2 separate regions of the Homo sapiens genome follow, and region 2 is linked to region 1. The links are chromatin loops, found by intact Hi-C in ENCODE. Cell type or tissue: heart left ventricle. All regions are shown on one strand. Each heading gives the region's core, and the rest is flanking DNA. Links, peaks and the distances in the headings are about the cores only.

Evidence for each region. Hi-C counts contacts between places; a loop is a spot of excess contacts. Peaks named below come from ENCODE experiments on the same cell type or tissue, not always from the same donor. Only the 100,000 strongest peaks of a DNase experiment are listed, where the experiment ranks them.
Region 2: a loop joins it to region 1, with 2.5 times the contacts of the local background. A loop is called at or near these places in 6 of 110 quality-filtered maps.

What each region holds. Positions count from the first base shown.
Region 1 is chr7:112,388,078-112,395,832 of GRCh38, forward strand. LOC105375456 (a long non-coding RNA gene) reads right to left here and starts at 3,260. Exons shown (of 3, transcript XR_927870.3): 1 at 3,206-3,260. RefSeq lists an enhancer at 4,191-4,700. In heart left ventricle, for the core only: no CTCF peak of the experiment used is centred there; DNase peaks (open chromatin) are centred at 3,384 and 3,964; H3K4me3 peaks cover 1,499 bases; H3K27ac peaks cover 1,257 bases.
Region 2 is chr7:111,949,798-111,957,552 of GRCh38, forward strand. All of the region lies in intron 8 of DOCK4 (dedicator of cytokinesis 4), which reads right to left. It also overlaps the pseudogene RNA5SP237. Among named protein-coding and RNA genes, the nearest start is that of DOCK4-AS1, 150 kb to the left of the region's middle. RefSeq lists an enhancer at 2,278-2,816. In heart left ventricle, for the core only: a CTCF peak has its summit at 4,035 (motif pointing right); a DNase peak (open chromatin) is centred at 4,962; H3K27ac peaks cover 827 bases.

The sequences.
Region 1 (7,755 bases), core at 1,199-6,198:
CCCACACAAAAACATGTGCACAAATGTTCATAACAGCATTATTCATAATAGCCAAAAAGTAAAAACAACTCAATGACCATCAACTGATGAATTGATAAAAAAGTATGGTACATCCACACTTTTTTTGGTACAAAAAAGAATAAAATACTTGGTTACCTGATACAAAAAAGAGTAAAATACTAAGCCTAGCATGGTAATCCCAGCACTTTGGGAGGCTGAGGCAGACGGGTCACTTGAGGTCAGGAGTTCCAGATGACCCTGGCCAACATGGCAAAACCCCGTCTCTACTAAAAATACAAAAATTAGCCGGGCATGCCGGTGGTTTGCACCTGTAGTCTCAGCTACTCGGGAGGCTGAGGCACGAGAATCACTTGAACCTGGGAGGCAGAGATTGCAGTGAGCTGAGATCATACCACTGCACTCCAGCCTGGGCGACAAAAAAAAAAAAAAAAGTAATTACTGACACGTGCTACAACATGGATGAATCGTGAAAACATTAAGCTAAGTTAAAGAACTCAGTCACAAAAGGCCACACATGGCATGACTCCTTTTATATGAGATGTCAAGAGTAGGCAAATCCACTAAAACAGAGAGTAGACTCATGGTTACCAGGGGATGGAGGGAAGAGAAAAAAAAGGAGTGGTTGCTAATGGGTATGGGGTTTCTTTTGGGGATGATGAAAATGTTTTAGAATTAGATAATAATGACGTTTGTATGACTCTATGACCATACTAAAAGCCACTGAATTGCACACTTAAAAATCCTTATTCTGGCCGAGCACGGTAGCTCATGCCTGTAATCCCAGCACTTTGGGAGGCCGAGGAGGGCAGATCACCTAAGATCAGGAGTTCAAGACCAGCCTGACCAACATAGTGAAACCCCGTCTCTACTAAAAATACAAAATTAGCTGGGCATGGTGGCACATGCCTATAATCCCAGCTACTCAGGAGGCTGAGGCAGGAGAATCGCTTGAACCCAGGAGGCAGTTCAACCCAGGAGGTTGCAGTGAGCCGAGGTCACACCATTGCACTCCAGCCTGGGCAACAAGAGTGAAACTCAGTCTCAAAAAAAAAATTCTTATTCTACGGAAATGAACACATGTCCACAGACAGACATGCATGTGAATGTTTATAGCAGCATTATTCATAATAGCCAAAAACTAGAAACAACCTAAATGCCCATCAACAGGTGAATGGGTAAACAAAATGTACATACATTATGAAATACTATTCAACAATAAAATAAAAGTACTGATACATACTACAACACCTTGAAAACATAATACAAAGTGGAAGAAGCCACGTATTGTATGATCCCATTCATATGAAGTATCTAGAAAAGGCAAATTTATAAAGACGGAATGGGATCAGTGGTTGCCTAAAGCAGGAGGATGGGAGTGGGGATTAACTGTAAATGGACACCACGGAGCTTTATGCAGTGATGGAAACATCCTGAGACTGGGTTTCAATGATGGCTGTACAACTCTACACATTCATAAGAGTCATTGACTTGTACATTTATAATGGGCGAACTTTATGGTATAGAAATTAGACTTCAATTAAGTTGGTAAGAATGAAAACCTTATTAATAGACTTGGCTATGAATGTCCCTTAGACATTCCCGCAGTTCCTTGCTGTAAGGATGAACGTTCTCTATATGTCATAGGGTCCACCTCTGAGTGGAAGAGTTACATAAATGTTTTGAGGAATGGCAGCCTCAGAGCCCACCTCAAGAAACGGGTTTAAAGGGAACAGCCTTCACTGGGATGTCTCACTGACAGTGTATTTCTGAAGCAGTCAGATCCCTGCGTTGTGATATCCAGTACATGACTCTTCTCTGTACACACTCTGCAGGATCTGGAAAGCTTATGAGTGGAGGAGGCAACAAAACTAGAGGAACCTCAAGACAATTCCCAGATCATAGAAACCAAGCCATCCCTTCCTCCCTTTTATAAGAGAAGTTTCTCCTAGTTAAACAAGATTATACAAAATGAACACATATTTCATTTATAAAGCCCATTTGGCCATCCCAATATAGATGATAGCGATAATGGTGTAATTCAAGACTACCAGGAGAGAACACCTGTCCCACCTCACTCCACCCCATATATACATATACACACTTATACAGGTGTACCTCTCTTTGTCTCAGTAATGACTGCAATTCTTCTAACTACGGGCAATATGGTATGGAGGGTATGAACGAGTGCTCTCATGCCAGATGACTGAGTTTCAATTCTGGCTTCACCGCTTACTAGCTGTGTGGCCTTGGGCAAGGTGTAACCTCTCTGTGCCTCAGTCTCCTCATCTGTAAAATGGGGATGGCATAGGACTTTTGTCAGAAGTAAATAGATTACTGCTTGTAAAGTGCTTAATATATTGCCGGACACATAGTAAGTGCTGCATATGTATCAACCACATTCGGGCCCTGGTTCTGGCAGGTACTGGTCTTGTGTCCTCGGGGAGTCATTTCATCTCTCTGGACCTCAACCTGGTCACATGTAAAATGGTGATAATAACCCTGCACTGCTTACTTCTCAGGATCGTCGTGAAGGCCTCATAAAATAATATGTGGACAGTGCCTTGAAAAGCAGCAACCCCATGTAAATGTCTGTCTTGTTACTTATCCTAGGTCTATGTAGATTGTTTGGGAGCACAGTGGTTCTCACACTTGTCAAGAAATCAGACTATTTTCTCCTTTGTGGAGCAAACTGCTTCTACTTCAAGTCTTGGCTTAGAGGTCACTCCTGTAGGAAAACTTCCCTGATCCCCCTCACTCCGAATAATTGTGTTAGGTGCCCCTTCGACACCCTCCCCAGCACACCATACCCGGTGCCCGGTGTTCCTATTCCTTATCATTGCAGTTATGTATGTATTGTCAGCATTTGCTTACTTGTCTGATTTTGAGATCCTTGAAGACAAGAATAACTGTGTCTGGGGTCACCTCTATGTCCTTAGCACTTATTTCAATGTCTAGCACATAGCACGTGCTCAAGAAATATTTGCTTAATAAAGTCCAGATTCAAAGAGCCCACTCCCACTGGATATATTCACTCCAACGATATTTCAGAAGCTTCTCATTCTTACTATCTTCAAACTGGAACTGGTTCTAACCGGTTATCTAACTTATCTAACTTATTACTTATTTAACTCAGCTGATTTAGCTTTCTAATTTATTTCTTATTGCTCTCGTTGCTCCCACTCACTTTGTTCTATGCTGTTCTCCCAATATACCAGGCACGCGTCTGCCTCAGAGCCACCGGGCACGCGTCCGCCTCAGAAACACCGGGCACGCGCCCGCCTCAGAAACACCGGGCACGCGTCCGCCTCTGAAACACTGGGCCCGCGGCTGCCTCAGAAACACCGGGCACGCGCCCGCCTTAGAGCCACCGGGCATGCGCCCGCCTCAGAAACACCGGGCACGCGTCCGCCTCTGAAACACTGGGCCCGCGGCTGCCTCAGAAACACCGGGCACGTGCCCGCCTTAGAGCCACCGGGCATGCGTCCGCCTCTGAAACACCGGGCACGCGTCCGCCTCTGAAACACCGGGCCCGCGGCTGCCTCTGAAACACCGGGCACGCGCCCGCCTCAGAAACACCGGGCACGCGTCCGCCTCTGAAACACCGGGCCCGCGGCTGCCTCAGAAACACCGGGCACGCGCCCGCCTTAGAGCCACCGGGCATGCGCCCGCCTCAGAAACACCGGGCACGCGTCCGCCTCTGAAACACTGGGCCCGCGGCTGCCTCAGAAACACCGGGCACGCGCCCGCCTTAGAGCCACCGGGCATGCGTCCGCCTCTGAAACACCGGGCACGCGTCCGCCTCTGAAACACCGGGCCCGCGGCTGCCTCAGAAACACCGGGCACGCGCCCGCCTTAGAGCCACCGGGCACGCGCCCGCCTCAGAAACACCGGGCATGCGTCCGCCTCTGAAACACCGGGCCCGCGGCTGCCTCAGAAACACCGGGCACGCGCCCGCCTTAGAGCCACCGGGCATGCGCCCGCCTCAGAAACACCGGGCACGCGTCTACCTTAGAACCACCAGGCACGCGGCTGCCTCAGCACCACCAGCCATGCTTCTACCTCAGAACCTTTGCATTTGCTGTTCCCTCTTCCTGGAACACTATTCTATGTCCACATGGCTTTCTTCCTCATTTCCTTCAGGGATTTGCTCAAATATTCTGTTTTTAGTGAGGCTTCCCCTGAATATCTTTTAAAAAATAAAAATCACTCTCCCTCAGGCCTTCCTGATCCTCTCTTCCAATCTTATTTTTCTTCATTGAAATTTTTTTTTTTGAGACAGAGTTTCTCTCTGTCGCCAAGGCTGGAGAGCAGTGGCACAATCACAGCTCACTGCAGACTCAACCTTCTGGGCTCAAGTGATCCTTCTCTCAACCTCCCAAGTAGCTGGGTCCACAGACACGTGCCATCATGCCCGGTTATCTTTTATTTTTATTTTTTTGAATAGACGATGTATCACCATGTTGCCCAGGCTTCTCACAAACTCCCCCCGAGTGATCCGCCCGCCTTGGCCTTCCAAAATGCTGGGGTTACATGTGTGAGCCACCGTGCCCGGCTCCTCCGTCCCTTACCCTTTCACATGCTGTGTAGTTGTTTACCTGTTATCTGTCTCCACTCACTAACTTACAAGCTCCATAAGAGCAGGGATTTTTGTCAGTTTTGTTGGCTGCTTTAGAATAGTGCCTGGCACAGGCCGCGCGCGGTGGCTCACGCCTGTAATCCCAGCACTTTGGGAGGCCGAGGAGGGTGGATCACGAGGTCAGGAGATCGAGACCATCCTGGCTAACACGGTGAAACCCTGTCTCTACTAATAATACAAAAAAAAATTAGCCGGGCATGGTGGCAGGCGCCTGTTGTCCCAGCTACTGGGGAGGCTGAGGCAGGAGAATGGCGTGAACCCGGGAGGCGGAGCTTGCAGTGAGCCGAGATCGCGCCACTGCACTCCAGCCTGGGCGACAGAGCTAGACTCTGTTTCAAAAAAAAAAAAAAAAAAGGAATAGTGCCTGGCACATAATAGGCATTCAGTAAATATTGTTTGAATGAATAAATCTTAAACAGAGTGTGTGATATAAAATGTAAGATTTCCTTTATGACTTGGGGTCATCTACATCTAGCTGGGCATTCCTGACCACCCGTCCTTCTATTCTCATCCAAGCAGAGTTCTTCACTTTCTCCTCTTTATTACTCCTGTTCCTTACACGTTTTTATAGTTAGACTCATCACACTGAATTCTAATTTATTTATAAATATGTTTGCTTTCCTCCCCTTGCTGTAGGCTCCTTGGGGTAGTAACTGCATTTAAACTATTTCTAAATCCTCAGTATCCTGAACAGCGTCTGGAACTTTGCGGGCACCAGTGAAATGTCAGTTGGAACGTATTGCCCATACCTAAAAGAGCAGGTGCAGATACAGTGTGGGAGGTAGGGGTGACTGATTTCGTTTGTTGTTCTGCTGTGTGCAGTTAATGTCCCTGATATAGTTTGGATACTTGTCCCCACCCAAATCTCATGTCAAAATATAATCCCCAGTGTTGGAGGTGGCCGCTGGTGGGAGGGTGATTAGATCATGAGGACGGATTTCTCATGAATGCTCTAACACCGTCCCCTTGGTGCTGTTCTTGCAATAGTGACTGAGTTTTCGTGAGATCTGGTTGTTTAAAAGTGTGTGGCACCTCCTCACCTCTCTCTTGCTCCTGCTCCCTCTTCATCTTCTGTCATGATTGTGAGATGCTGGCGCTATGCTTCCTGTAGAGCCTGCGGAACTGTAAGCCAATTAAACCTCTTTTCTTAGAAATTATCCAGCCTCAGATATTTCTTTATAGCAATGCAAGCATGGCATAATGCAATTCCCATCCCTTTCCCTCAGATTACTGAATCCTAGGATCAGAGAATCTCTGCTTGGTATGTGGAAGTCCTCAGGAAGAATGAGAAACTGTTGATCCATCTCCCCCACCTTCAGCTCCCTCTACATGGAACAAGCTTCTAGCATCCCACCTGTGAGAGCAAAGAGCCAAGGTGGCAGCTCCTTGCCCTCCAATTTGCCTCTTCCTCCTCTGCTCACATTACCCCAGCTCCATCCAAGGCTGCTGATAGGACTGGTTGGTCCCCTGCCTGCTTCCCTTCTTTCTTTCTTAATGTAAAATCCTCAGTGCTCTGCCCTAAGCCCTTTTCCTTTCTCATATGATCTTCCTTTGATGGTCTTTTTTTTTTTTTTTTTTTTTTGAGATAGAGTCTTGCCCTGTTGCCTAGGCTGGAGGGCAGTGGCGCCATCTCGGCTCACTGCAACCTCTGCCTCCTGGGTTCAAGCGATTCTCCTGTCTCAGCCTCCTGAGTAGCTGGGATTACAGGTGTGCACCCGCACGCCCAGCTAATTTTTGTATTTTTAGTAGACAGGGGGTTTCGCCATGTTGGCCAAACTGGTTTTGAACTCGTGACCTCAGGTGATCTGCCCACCTCGGCCTCCCAAAGTGCTGGGATTACAGGAGTGAGCCACCATGCCTGGCCCTTTGATGGTCTTATCTATTCCTGTTCTACCTGTGACAATGCCATAAAACCTAGGATCTTAGGACTATTGAGTATGAAGCACCCTCTTGACAACCTAAACTTTGGTTTAGGTTATCAACCTATCTCAACCCTATCATTAGCAAATGACCTTCACCATTTCCACCCTATCAGTTTACTGCATGTATTATTTATTTACTATTTTAAAAAATCAGTATGCTTTCCCACTTCACTTAGCCAAAGAAATAGTGTCAGCAAAATGAAGAGTTTGTTGGACAATCATTTTTTTTAGAGAGAGAGTCTTGCTCTGTTGCCCAGGCTGGAGTGCAGTGGCACAATCATGGCTCACTGCAGCCTTGACTTCCCGGGCTCAAGCAGTCTTCCTGCCTCAGCCTTCCAAGCAGCTGGAACTACAGACATGAGCCACTACACCTAGCTAATTTTTAAATTTTAAGCAGAGGTGGGGTCTTGCTATGTTGCCCAGGCTGATCTCAAACCCCTGGCCTCAAGTGATCCTTTCATCTCAGCCTCCCAAAGTGCTGGGATTATAGATGTGAGCCACTATGACAGGCCTGGGGAATCTTTTTTTCTAAAACACATCAACATAAATATGAGTGGTAAAAAATTTTTTGAAGTTTCCATGTGGACCACCTAAAATCATATTGCAGACCACACTGTGGGAGACTTGGGTTCAGCACTGCATCTTCACCTTGTAGAGGGGTAAACTGAGAACCAAAGAGGCTAAATGATGCAACTGAAGCCACATTTCCAGTTAGCAGTAGAGCTTTGAGTATGACTTGTACGCCACCTTACCTTGAGTCCTGTGATCTCTCCAGAGCCCAGGACTAGTTTTCCTAATTTCTGTGCTTGCTGTCACTTTTCCATAAATACTGTACTAGTATATCAGATTCAGTCTGATATGGTTTGTCTCTGTGCCCCTAGCCAAATCCCATTACAAATTGTAATCCCCATGTGTCAAGGAAGGGACCTGTAATCCCCACTGTCGAGGGAAGGAAATGATTGGATTATGAGGGCGGTTTCCCCCATGCTGTTCTCATAATAGTGAGTGAATTTCACAAGATCAGATGGTTTTATAAATGGCAATTTTTCCTGTGCTCTCACAAGCTCACTTTTCTCTTGCCTGCTGTCACATAAGATGTGCCTGCTTCCCCTTCTGCCATGACTCTAAGTTTCCTGAGGCTTCACCAGCCATGCAGAACTGTGAGTCAATTAAACC
Region 2 (7,755 bases), core at 1,486-6,485, 440 kb before region 1:
TATATTAACGTATTTTGGAATCTTTGGATTATTATTACTCACCCACACTGAAATGTTTGGAGAATATCAGAAGGTATGCCTTCAACGCCCAGAAAAAAACTGAACAAGTCAATAATACTGCATTCTTTTTTTTCCTTTCTTTCTTTTGAGACGGAGTCTCGTTCTATCACCCAGGCTGGAGTACAGCAGCGCGATCTCAGCTCACTGCAACCTCCGCCTCCCAGGTTCAAGTGATTCTCCTGCCTCAGCCTCCAGAGTAGCTGGGACTACAGACGCATGCCACCCCACTCAGCTAATTTTTAGATTTTTTGTAGTGACAGGGTTTCACCATGTTGGCCAGGCTGGTCTCCAACTCCTGACCTCAGGTGATCTGCCTGCCTCACCCTCCCAAAATGCTGGGATTACAGGCATAAGCCACCGTGCCTGGCCAATAATATTGCATTCTGGCACATCTTCTGAAATTCTCCAAATATTTTGTGCAAACTTTTGTGGCCACACAGAAATATGTTTTTGACAGTCTATTCTAAGTCTGTTCTATCGCAACTCTGTGGTAAGTATGATCAGATGACAAAATTAGTTTTTGTAAACTTAAAAAATGTCCTTCCAAGATATGCATACCTCCATTACATACATCATTTAGACTTTTTTCCTAAGTGGAAGAGAAGTTTATATGTTTCTTTCCTATTACATGGTGAGCAACTAGAATACAGGCCCATGAGTATTAACCTTTTTGTATCTTCAACTCCTAGTGAATGATTTGGTATTCTTAGATGTTTGATAAGACTAACCAAATACAATCTTTTAGGACAAAATAGAATAACACTCAAATAACTGGAAAGTTTTAATTCTCTCCAAACTTTCCCATTATGTCCTTTACTTTATGGTAGGGAAATGTATGAAACTCTGCAAAAAGATATTTCAATCCATGATGCCTCACGACCTGACTCGAGATTCTCATATTAACTTCGTGGCACCCCAGATTCCAGATTATTCCATTTAATGCTGTCCTCATGAACATTTTATATCTTTATTATATTCAACATACAGTAATAAAAAACTATACTGATATGTTTTCAAATGAGAATACTGTCTTCCTCTTCTTACAGAATGAATAAGCAAATAGAACATTTCTAGAAACACTGAGAAATGAGAGTTGGTATTATTAACAGCAGAGAAAACTCATTATTTGACTTCCCCATATACTGCCATGTTCTTCCAGAGGCAATCTCTCCGCAGGAGAAATTTAGTGTCCACCTGAATTCCATGTATGAGTCATTATAAATCATGATACTATAAATCAAAAATGACTATTTCTTTGGAAATAAAGAAAAACAAACCACAATTATTTATTATTTATAACCTTTCTTCTTCCAACAATGATTTGATGAAATCAGGATAATGAAATAAGAACATAAATAAGCATTCCTGGAAAAAATCATAAAGGCAAATGTGTACCCTGTGCCAGACCCTATGACTTATGCCTTACATAGCTCTTCTCATTTAATTCTCCTCACCACAGTAGGAGGTGGAAACCACTGTTGTGCCCATTTGTCATCCCAGTGAGAAAGCAGAAGCTAGGAGATATTAGATAAGTTGGCCAAAGTTGTGTGGTCAGTCAAGGATGGGGCCAGGATATTAAATTCCAGAGTCTGATTTGAGAGTCTCACCTTTTAACCAAAATGCAACCCTCTCTTTGAAAGAACAGGGCACCTCAGAGCACCAAAGAAGGCATGGTATGGTAGCTCACTACTGGTAATCTCAGCACTTTGGGAGGCTGAAGTGGGAGGATCACTTGAGCCCAAGAGTTCAAAACCAACTTGGGTCAACATATTGGAAACCCCATCGCTACCAAAAAAAAAAAAAAAAGAAGAAGAAAGAAAGAAAGAAAAAAATTAGCCAAGCATGGTGGCACATTCCTATAATCCCAGGCACTCAGTAGCTGAGTAGTCCCAGCTACACAGAAGGCTGAGGTGGGAAGACTGCTTGAGCCTGGGAGGTCAAGGCTGCAGTGAGCCATGATCGCACCACTGTACTCCAGTGGGGTGTACTCCAGGGGTAAGACCTTGTCTCAAAAAAAAGAAAGAAATGGACAAAGAAGAGCAAAACTAACTATGTCACACAAACCAAGAGTTTTTGTGTGAATATTCTTAATAAAATTAAAACATAATAATTACAAATGGCCAAGCACAGTGTCACACTCCTGTTGTCCCAGCTACTCAGGAGGTTGAGGCAGGAGGATTACTTGAGCCTAGAGGTCAAGTTCAGTCTGGGCAAGATAGCAAAGTCCCTGTCTGCGAAAAAAAAAAAAAATCAACCAAATAAATGAATAAACAAACAAAACTGCATGAAGCCAAATGAAAAAAACAAAAAGCCACAACATATCTGTGTTTATGGAAATTACACCTGTGACCAACTGCTCAGTTGAACTACTGATATTCTGATGTACTCAAAAAGACCTCTAATGATGACAAGTGTGTTTCACAGCATAGTGTGGTAGAAATGTTCTTCCTGGTCATGCAAATAATATAGGAGGCACAGTAGGGATCTGAAGGTCCTGATGGCTTCTCTTCTGTTTCTCAGTAGGATGCTTCTGTCCTCTGTGCCTCCTTGTAAACCACTCAGTAGAAGTAACCCTTCAGTTGGGAAGGCCAATATCAAAAATTTTGACATTTTACATGAAATATATTTTTATATTTCACATAAAAATTGTTCTATCTTTCTGCATGGATTTATATTTATCACTTTTATAGTTCACCTCACATAAGAAGTAAAACTGTCTAGTGATTCAATGAGCATGAAAGTTACACAACATGTACTTTTATCCAAAAATATATGACTGGGTAATATCTTCGGTTGAAACATGTTGTGAGAAAGATTAGCAAGCTAATCAATCCACAAAAAATTACAAAGAACGCTTGTAAAATAATTTTCAACAGTTAAATATCATTGAAATAGATTTATGGTCTCCAAGAAGAACAATAACAACAGAGAACACATTTAGACGGTCATGTTCTATTAAACTAATTGGAAAAACAACTGTCATTTTTTTTATACTCAAACCAATTTTACAAAAACAAAAACAAAAACAAAAATCCCATGTAGCATATCTGAAAAAGCAGTCATTTGTCTTAAATTGAACTATGCTAATCTGGGCACAGTGACTCACGCCTGAAATCCCAGCACTTTGGGAGGCAGAAACAGGCAGATCACTTGAGCCTCGGAGTTCAAGATCAGCCTGGGCAACAGGGTGAAACCTTGTCTCTACAAAAAATTTAAAAAATTAGCCCGGTGGGGTGGTGCATGCCTGTGATCCCAAGTACTCAGGAGACACAGGTGGGAGGATCACTTGAGCCCAGGAGGCAGAGGTTGCAATGAGCTGATATCTGGGATAACAGAATGAGACCTTGTCTTAAAAAAAAAAAAAATTAACTACGCTGTTTGAAGAGTGTGAGGATAACAATTAATACCCATTCTACACTGAGTAGGTGTGAAGGGAGACACACCAGAAGCTAAGGGGTGGTAAGATGGACGAAGGAATAATGAGAAGAGCTAAGAGGATGGTTCCAGGGTGCAGTGCTGACCCTAGAGCCTCTCCCTAAAAGGCAATAGAATACAAACGTAAGGTGATCTGAATTGTTTCTATTTCACTGCTTCTCCTGCATTCTGTCAAATGTTTTCTGATTGCCTAACAGTGTAAGATATGTCCAATAATCTGCTGTGGGAGACCAGAATACGGCACCCCAAAATATACTTCTTTGGCATAAGAATTGTTGAGCTAAAGGCAATTAAGAAGTAGGTGCTGTAAAGCTCTCTGCCTTCCCTCTAATTGCCTAAAGGCAATGCATAGATTTACAAAAACAAAAAGAATCTTGCCTCTCTTAGACCATGTAAGTACTAACAGGCCTGGCCTTGCTTAGTTTCTGAGATCAAACAAGATCAGGCACATTCAGGGTGGCATGGTCATGGGCCTGCCCCTTCTTCTACCAGGGAGAACAAAGGTTAACCACAGATGACAATTTTAAACGTTACAGGCCTGGAGATGGCACCAGAGGTATCCCTACCAACACTCTTTATCAACTAGCCTTTGTCTGCCAGTTATTTGCCTTCCTAGAAGTTGCCTCCCTAGAGACTTCAAGTCCTGTTTGGTCTTGTCATTTCTCCAAAATGTACTGTTCTTTCTTGAAGACACTATATAAGCTGGAATTCAAAGCCACCTCTTTGAGAATTTCTCATTCCCTATGTATTAATATATCTCATTTATGTATGAAATATACATGTTAGTAAACTTCTGTTTTTCTCTTTTTAATTTGTCTTTTGATAAAGAGGACCATTCCAACTAAGAATGTATGAGTGTTAAAGAAAAAATTATTTTCCTTCCCAAAACTGTGAAGAGAGCTGTTACTGTGGTCTCGCCTAGAATAACAAAGGACAATTCAGAAAAGCTCAGGCCGCACTATAAATTGCTCTATTTATGCCCCCAAGAAACCAGTGCTACCTCTGTCCAGGCAAGATACTTTGGGAAGCAGCTGGAAGGTGTGCTGGCAGTTCTGCAGTGGCCGCTGGACTACGGGGCTTTGGTGCTTATGATGGCAGAGATGAAGGACATTCGAATAGATGCCCTATGTACAGGGAATGATCAGTGGTAAACAGAAGAGACCCAAGGGCCTTCTAATTCAGTGGTTCCCAACTGAAAGATTCTCCCCAGGGCCTGAAAGCTTAAGGGAATGAATAACTCCTCCCTCCTCAGGCCCAGTCCCAAGGCGCAAGACCCAGCAGCGTGCGTCAGCAAGATAGCAGAAGCAGGAAGAGAGGTGGCCGGAAGACACATACCCCCTGAAGATGGAGAGGGAGACTGTCCGGGTACTACGTAGCTGTCATGTCAGACTGGGACACTTCCTGTTTACAGAGGGCTATAAAACCCCTGCCCCGTCCTCACATGGGGCTGATGCCATTTTAGGCCTCGGCCTGTCTGCACCCAGGCGCTCATTAAAACAGGGTACTGCTCCACACTGCCTTGTGTTGTTTGTTGGCGTGCTCTCAGGGTTCGAACCGATACAAAGAGCCTCGCACCAACCTGATTGTGTACAATATTCTCCTGGTGAGCTGTATAAAGCCCAGGCCCCACCCTGGAGATCCTGATTGACTGGGTCAGGATGGACCTAAAAGCTTCCTGTTTGTTTAAAGCCCAGCCATGTTAAAGGACCACTGTTTTTACCCAAAAGCCCTAGTCTTAATTAATCAGAATTGCTGACTGTTTTATGATAGTCATGTATACCAGAAAACAGGCAATGTACGCCTGGTATCTTAGGGTCGAAGACTTTTCCCCTCTTCCTCCCAACCACATGAGAACACAAATGACAGAGTTTTTCCTTGGCAATAAATGAAAGCAACTTCTCAAGCAAGTCTTCCTAGATAAGATTATTAATGTGCTTTCTAATTTTAAAACTAAAGCAAAGTTAGAGTCATGAGCTCTTCTGATTAAAGGGAAATGGAAAGAGGAAGATCTCTGATACAACTGTTTCCAGAGTTTACTTAAAGAGGAGATAGATGATGTTTTCTTTTAAAAATATTAATGCTCAAGCCCATATTCACCTTACAAATAATTGAGTGTTGAGGACTATGCAGCCAAATGATGTGATGGCTTTGTTGGCACATAAAGAATTTGGGTTTAGTTGAATGACACAACAGGAGACATATTTTTAAACTATAGCCAATTCCATTGCCAATTTTGAATAACAAGCCAATTCTTTCTTACTAGTCAGGATGATTATTGTGTACAATATTCTCCGTCACGCTATTTGTCTTTGCAGAAAAATAAAGATATCTGAAACAAATATCTCTGTTTTTAGGAAAGGTAAAATTTTAGGAAAGAGTTTTTAGGAAGGTAAAATTCAATAAAAAAGGAATATAATACTCTTTAAAATTATAAATAATGTTCAGATCAGCTGCTGTTTCACATCTTCTGTGCTGTTACCAGATTAAGCAATTGGTGAATTAAAGAAATGATTTTGACTGACTGTTGATTTAAGAAAAACAGCTGTGACTTTAAGTTCAGAAGACTTGAGACCTTAGAAATCTTGAAGTTCGTTTCAAGTAAAATCCTTAGAAAAAGGCCTGCTGTATAACTAAACTGAGAAAAATACTTGCTTGAGTCTCTCTCTGGAGAACTCATTAAGAATTTCACTAAAAAATGAGTTCCTTAGAGAAGTAACCAAAAGTAGGCACAGAGAGGATCTGGTCAACACAAACAGGGACCATGAAATGAGAAAGCCTCTATGTAGGCAGAATGCGTTCTGCTTATCATTCTGGGAATTTATATCATTTGATCATTGTAAACACTGTATCTTTGACATTTCGTGAGAAAAGAATCACTCTGATCTATATTCAGAAATTATTCTGACCTTTCTAACATCTTTTCATTAGGAATGTCTATAATAAGGAAAGTTAAAGTAAAGTAAACCTGAGCTCTTTATAAGTACTCTGAGTTGAAGCATGCAGTTTCTTAAAAAGGCAGAAAAGCCATAAATAAACACAGAATAAGTATAAAAATCCATGTCATTCAAGCCCTGCAAAAACAGTAAGTATAATAAATCGTTCATGCATTTACTATCTTAGAGAGATTTTCTTTTTTTCATGAAATTATGTCTGTGAAAGGAAAATAAAAACTTGGGACCCCCAATTCACTCTGCCAAAGGGAAGAAGATTAAGCTGAAAGCTGAGTCACGCAAGAAGCTGCCTTTCCTTTTGCTCCTAAGCAGAGAGCTACAGATAAGAGGTTAAATATCTCCACAGGTAGTTACTCTATGTTCACCTTATTGTCTGTAAAGTGTTCATTTACTGAGCGTGAGATGAATACATAATTGACTATTCCCCTATCTATTTCTTTTCTCTTGCAACATGTGGATTCAGTAATGTGACCACCTTCTTCTTTCCCCTCCAGCCTGCCTTTTCCCTTTAAATATGAAGTCTCAATATTCTCATCTTCAGAGAAAGGCACAGACCTGTCTCCTAGGTGCATGCCCTTAACCTTGGCAAAATAAACTAAATTGACTGAGATCTGTTTCAGATACATTTTGCTTTACAAGCCAAAATCAAATTTCCATTCCAATAGCTTTTACTGATGGACACAACATCTTACTGATAGATTCTTTATATTCATTATAACTTTTAAAAATGAAAATGATCTAAAGCATCATTAAATACTATTTATTAATTAGATGACTCATTCAACTGTATTTTTTGAAGATCAGGTGCTTTTTTAACCTGGGAGCTACAAAGCTTAACTGATAGGAAAATGTTAATGCTTATGAGAACAGGTATATTATTTTCTGTTGAAGTCTATAGTTTATATACTTCTAAAAAGAAATCTTTGGTACTGAAAAAGTTAGGAACCATTGCTTTAGACATGTGAAATAAAAATCGCATATTGGATACCATACAAAGGGCTGATACAGAAACTGGTGAAATAAGGAAATGATTTTGATTTATTGTTAAGAAATGTGAAATACTTTTGTAAAATAAAAATTGCATATTGGGCACCATACAAAAGGATGATAAAGAAACTGGTGAATTAAGGAAATGATTCTGACTGACTGTTGATTTAAGAAAGATAGCCATGACTCCAAGTTCAGAAGACTTTAGAAATCCCAAAGTTCATTTCAAGTAAAATCCTTAGAGGTATACTATATAACTAAACAACCTGGAAAAAATACTTGCTTGAGTATTTTGAACATCAGTAGACTACAAGCTGTGTCT